Linked DNA regions of Homo sapiens: region 1 is linked to region 2. Evidence: chromatin loops called from intact Hi-C (ENCODE). Cell type or tissue: stomach. All regions are shown on one strand. Links, peaks and the distances in the headings refer to the core of each region. The heading gives the core; the rest is flanking DNA. Region 1 overlaps MYO3B (myosin IIIB). Region 2 has its middle 4.1 kb from the start of GAD1.

The links. A loop is a pair of places that touch in the nucleus more often than their neighbours do. Peaks named below come from ENCODE experiments on the same cell type or tissue, not always from the same donor. Only the 100,000 strongest peaks of a DNase experiment are listed, where the experiment ranks them.
Region 1: it touches region 2 in a loop (3-fold over the local background); 95 of 110 quality-filtered maps call a loop at or near these places.

The regions. Positions count from the first base shown.
Region 1 is chr2:170,359,796-170,362,707 of GRCh38, forward strand. All of the region lies in intron 8 of MYO3B (myosin IIIB), which reads left to right. Among named protein-coding and RNA genes, the nearest start is that of MYO3B-AS1, 10 kb to the left of the region's middle. In stomach, for the core only: a CTCF peak has its summit at 1,704 (motif pointing right); a DNase peak (open chromatin) is centred at 1,726; H3K27me3 peaks cover 723 bases.
Region 2 is chr2:170,811,372-170,814,283 of GRCh38, forward strand. It overlaps a transcript of GAD1 not described here. Among named protein-coding and RNA genes, the nearest start is that of GAD1, 4.1 kb to the right of the region's middle. In stomach, for the core only: CTCF peaks have their summits at 1,574 (motif pointing left) and 1,774; a DNase peak (open chromatin) is centred at 1,550; H3K27me3 peaks cover 1,521 bases.

The DNA.
Region 1 (2,912 bases), core at 235-2,734, 450 kb before region 2:
TACTTTTCAGCCTTAAATTATTATTATTTATGTCCATGTCTATTCTAATACTTCTTTCTAAATCCCATGAAAGCAAATGTCTCATTCCAGGCATTGTTTTCCCTAGGCATTTGCTGTGGCACCATTCACAGTAAATACCTAGTAAGTTTTTGAATGAATCAATGAAATCAATCTCATCTGATTCTCTAAATCTTTCATATGTGTAAGTTTGGTATTACCCCAGAAGCTGATAAGTTTCTTGTGGATGAATATAATGTCTTCTGTTTGATTTGCACTCTCTTAGCCCCAACCCCAGTTCTGGTATAGTCCTGAGCATGTAATGATCATGCACTGTGGAACAGATTGTTCATTTCTGTTAGAGGATGGCTGGGTACTCTCTATTCCTTCTCCTTGTAGGGAGAAGAATGCATACAAATGAGAATTGTGGATTTAATTCAGGGAAGGGTGGCAAGTAGGATCATGGGAAGAAATACAATTCATGTGTCCCTGGGCATTTAAGCCTGGACTAAGAAGCAGACCATGACTGTTTGTCAAAATGGAAATTGATTTTCGAATCAAAGAAATGAGCCAGACATTAAAAAAATTACCCAAAGGCATGAACTTGAAAATGCCAAAGCTCTTTGCTTTTGCTGAATTGCCAGACCCCAGAAATTCCCTTCCCCTCAGAACTTTGAAAGTTCTGATCAGGGCATCTACTATCAAACAGAAATTTGTCCTCAGTGGTAGGAATCAACTGAGAGAAAGTAGCTAACTAATGAGCACAGTATTATTAAAATCTAACTGAGGGAGCCATTGCACATTAACATTTCCTTGTTGCTGTGGTTTGAATGTGTCTCCTCCAAAATTCAGGTGCTGGCTTTGTGATAGTATTAAGAGGTGGGTTCTTTAAGAGGTCGTTAGGTCATGAGAGCCTCTCCGTGGTGAATGGGATTAAGGATTAAGTACTGGATAAACAGGCTTGAAGGAGAGGCAGTTAGTCTCTTCTTGCCTTTTGGCCTTCCACTGTGTGAAGACACAGCATTCCTCTCCTCTGAAGGAGCCATCTTGGAAGTAGAGAGCAGCCCTCACCAGACAACTGAACCTGCTGGAGGCTTGATCTTGGAATTCTCAGCCGTCAGAACTGTGAGAAAGTACATTTCTGTTCTTTATAAATTACCCAGTCTTAGGTCATCTGATAGAGCAGTGCAAAATGGAGTAAGACACTTATGTAGCACTCATACTGCTAATTATCAATAGGTGTACCACAGCTATCTTCCTCCAATGGACTGACTGACTGTATACCCAGCAACTAGTACAGTGTCTGGCCCAGGGAGCTGACATTTATCAATTGTTCGCTATATACCAAATACTAGACATGAATTAACTCATTTATTCCCCACAATAACCTTTCTAACCATTTAAGGTGTGATCTCCCAGGGACCACACCTTCTCCAGCCCTTTGAACTAAAGGGTGGCATTTGAACATAGACTAACAATCTGATAAGCTAGTTGCTGGGGCTGTGTTTATCTGTGCCCTGACTGTGTCACATGGGTGGAGTTGCCTGGAGAAATATCTGGTTAATTGCAAGGTGCTTTTTATAAAAACTCAACCAAAGAAAAAAGAAAGCCAGGAGGAGGGAGAAGGTGATGACTTGGGGCCACCAGTTAACAATCCTTAAGACTGCCTTAATTCTCGGACACAAAATTGACATCTTCTTGGCTGCCACTGTGTCCAGCAGAGGGCAACCTTATCCCCATTCTTTGTCAAATGCCGTAGGACAGTTTGAAAGCGTAGCTTAAACATAAGAAGGAGGTGCCAAGAACAAGAATAAAACAGCCAACTCGGTCAGTATGCCTTCAGTGACTTTTTCTTGGAGATACCTCTCTTTACCTTGAATCTGTGCCCCATCTTGACCTGCTACTTGGCTCTGGCCTGGTTCACTTGGCCCTTCTAACTTCATGTCATTTGTTTAGCACTTTTACATCTCTCTCTCTTTTTCCTCCTCCCAGACTGATTCTGCCTTTTGTCTATAGTATAGTCTCCTTTCCTCTGTTCCTCCTCACTGTGGCTCTCCACTTGTCCCCAGACAAGCAGGGCTTGAGGATCTAGAATTTTTGTTACCACATCTCCTTCCCTAAGAACATAGTCAGTTAGTCTGGGCTTTTCAAACTATTTCATATTGACCAAGGGCTTAGAGATAGAGGGTAAAGAGGTTCCTGGTTGACAGGTTTCACTGAGGCTGCAACCCTGGGGCATTACAGGGTTACATATTGCAGCTCTCTGCCTTACTGGGGGTCTCTGATCCTGGGCCTTGTTTTTGCATAGGGACTTTCTCCAGCCACACTGGTGCACACGTCTTAACTCTAGAGGTAGATTCTGTCCCATTTGCTCAGAGATGTGATATTTTGGCTTCAAACCACCACCCTATATGTTTTCTTTTGTCACCTTCTTTACTTTCTTTGAGTCTTCTCTGGGTGAGAAAAGTAGATGTTCTTTATCCCCAAGTTTCCTGCCCAGTGTCAGGCTTCAGGAAATGCAATGTTCTTCCCTTTCCATTTCCGTCCTACCTTCACTTGAGCTTACTGTGGACCTTTGGTGCTGACAGCTTTGTCTAAAGATCAGGCTCACTTGTTTATCTTTCCAACCTTGCCCCAGGATCTCTGGCAAGATGGCAGCTGCCCTGTCGTCCAGTAGCCATGTGGTCTCTTGCTTTTTACACAGACTCTATTCCCGTTACTCATTTCAAAGGGAGACTCAGCTTCCTGTTCAAAAGCTCTCCATCCTACCTTCTTGGGGATTTTTGTCTTTTAGCAAATACTGACTATTCTCCTCTGATTGATAACCATAGACCTGCCTAACTGAGTAATGCACTCCCAGTTCTCATTTACCTGTTTCAGGGGAGGACCCCACTTCCCCACCCCAAATGTGAAGT
Region 2 (2,912 bases), core at 269-2,768:
CAAGCATAAGGCGCTGGGACTGAGAGAAGAAGAAAGCATTTCCAGCCCCCTGCGCACTAAGCATGTGGTCTGGGAAGTCCTGTAGCCTCTCTGGACTTAAGTTTCCTCATCAAGAAAACAGAAGACCTCAGGTGATAATTAACTGAGAATTCATACAATAAACACACCACACAATTTCCCTGAGACTTATTTCCTTCCTCTATGAGGATAATTATTAGTCGTGTTGCTAAAGAGAGAGAGACCGCAAGAGAGACCGAGATATATAGAGAGAGTTCTCTAATGTCCCCCACAGACCCCAGCACCACCACTGTTGGCCAGACTGGGCCCACAGTAAGCAATTCTGGGCAGCCTATGTCAGACTTTACCCTGAGTTCCACCTTGCGCCTGCGTTGGCTTTTTTTTTTTTTTTTTTTTTTTTTGAGGCAAGAGTCTCACTCTGTTGCTCAGGCTGGAGTGCAGTGGCACGATCTTGGCTCCCTGCAACCTCTGCCTCCCGACTTCACATGATTCTCGTGCCTCAGACTCCCAAGTAGCTGGGATTCCAGGTCGTGCAGCACCATAACTGGCTAATTTTTGTATGTTTAATAGAGATTGGGTTTCTCCATGTTGCCCAGGCTAGTCTCGAACTCCTGGCCTCAAGAGATCTGCCTGCCTCGGCCTCCTAAAGTGCAGGGATTACAGGCGTGAACCACCGCACACAGTCCCCGTTGCCCTTCTTGGTATAGGAGAGTGTATTCGTCAGCTATTGTCACAATATTTGATATAGTTTGGATGTTTGTCCTCTCTAATCTCGTGCTGAAATGTGACCCCCAATGTTGAAGGTGGGGCCTAATGGGAACGGCAATCAATCATGCACCCCTTCTGTTAAAGTTCCAGTTTCCTCCCCTGAGTAACTGGTCAGGATTAGGGGAAGAAACCTGGCCTGGAATAGAAGTTTAAGTTATTAGATTCGCCACAACTAAGTCAGAACTTTCCAGAACCTTTTCACAAACAACAGTCCCAGATACCTATGTTTGAAAATGGGGACTAAATATCTGTTATTTTAAGTAGTCCAAGAGCTTTTACACTAAAAGAAATGAATAAAATATTACTCTCCTCAGTCTCCCATGAATTCTGTATTTCACTAAAGCATCTCAGGTGGGAAATCCTCCTTTTTGCATCCCACCCTTTTGGGGAAGGACTGATTTCGCCTTGGTTTTTGTTGAGATCAGAAGACACAGATATACCTTTAAAGCTCCCCATCAGAATTACAATCCAGAACTGTATTTCCTTGGTTTCCAGTTTTGCAGTGAATCAGTTTCTTGCCTAATATTCACAGGTTCACTACATTTGAGACACAGCTAGGTGGGAAAAAAACAGATGCCATGCACCCCCTAGTCTTTCACCAAAGAGACGCACTACCCTAGGTGTTTCAGGTCACTTCCAGAGCACTTCTGACCATTTGAAAAGGCCCTGCTTTGTGAAATTTGGCAGGGATGAGTATGAGCCTGCATTCTTCCTTGAAGAACTGCTCCCTTGGGAGGCCTGTTGTTTCTTCTCAGAAATTGTAATCTATTGCCACCTGGTGGTCATTCTGTCTTCGAGTTTAGAATAGCAAGAATTGGACGTTTCAAGATTTGCACAAGGAGATTTGCCCAAACACAAATCACCCTGTCCTCCTTGATTCATTTATTTGTATTAGAATATTTTCATCTTCTGACTATCAAGGGGGAAGGACCATTTGCCAGTTATCCGAAGAATCCAGCTCTCTTCTTTAGAAAAAGTGGCTGTAATTCCTAGAGTCCTCTCCAGCCTTCCAGCATTCTGCTGTCACCCCTCCCACCCCCTCTCACCCTTTTAACATTTTCCTGCCTCCCAGCTGTGAGTGTTGTGTGGTCTGTTGGGATGGGGGTGTGGATTTAGCTATGATCCTTCAAAAAAGTCCAGAATAATTCAGGGAACTATCTTTAAAGTACAAAAACAGCAAATGGACCTTAGCTCCGACTTAAGCAGAATGAAAGGTTAAGTAACGCTTCCCCCAGTTCTCGTCTCGGGAGACAGACGTTTAACCGGTGAGCACTGCCATTTTTTTTTTCCTTTCTGGTCATAAATTAGACACTTAAAATAGATTTTAAGGAGCCAGCTGAAACGAACCAATACCATGGCTCTAAATTACGTTTCCTGGAGGCTAAAAATTCTAATTGCGTCAAAAAAAATTGACGTGTCCTGTCTACTCACCTTGACTGACCACGTTTTAGGCGTGAAGATCTCCCCGCAGCCCGTTTGGGCGCTCCTTCAACGCCTCACGCTCCTCCTACTCACCCGTTTTTCCCTTTGCAGAAAAGGCTTGGCCCCAAATCCGGTTGGAATATCTTTAAACAATCCCCCACCCACCCACGACGGGGAAAGGAATAAAGGGCATTGTGGGCGGAGGGTCGTGTTCCCAAGTCCCAGCGGTGGTTGACCTAAGGAAACGTTATCCTCGGCAGACAGGGTGGAGTAGCCGGGGCTGCAAGCTCGCAAATCCCTAATGCCGGAGAGAGACTGGAGGGGTCGCATATCGCCCCCTCCTTCTTCTGCCTTTGAGCGCCGCGTTCCCATTTCTTCAAAGCGCTTCAAATACAATCGAAACAGCTGGGCGGACACCACTCCCTTCCGGGCCACCCCTCATCACCGGTTCGAGTCCCCGGAGAGGATATCTTTTTTCCACCCCCATTATCCCAAGAATCCTCCCCCAGGAATGATAAAAGATTAAAGGAAGAGTGAAAGACATAAACAAAAATATAGGTTTCAAATGTTGTTTAGAGCCGAATGACAACCACGGCCACTCTTAGTTCAAATTCCTACCGGAGAGAAGAGCAGTGGGCGAAATACCTCACCCCCCAACTAGGCAAAACAAACAGCAGTTACTGTCAGGAGGGAGGAGGGCTGGG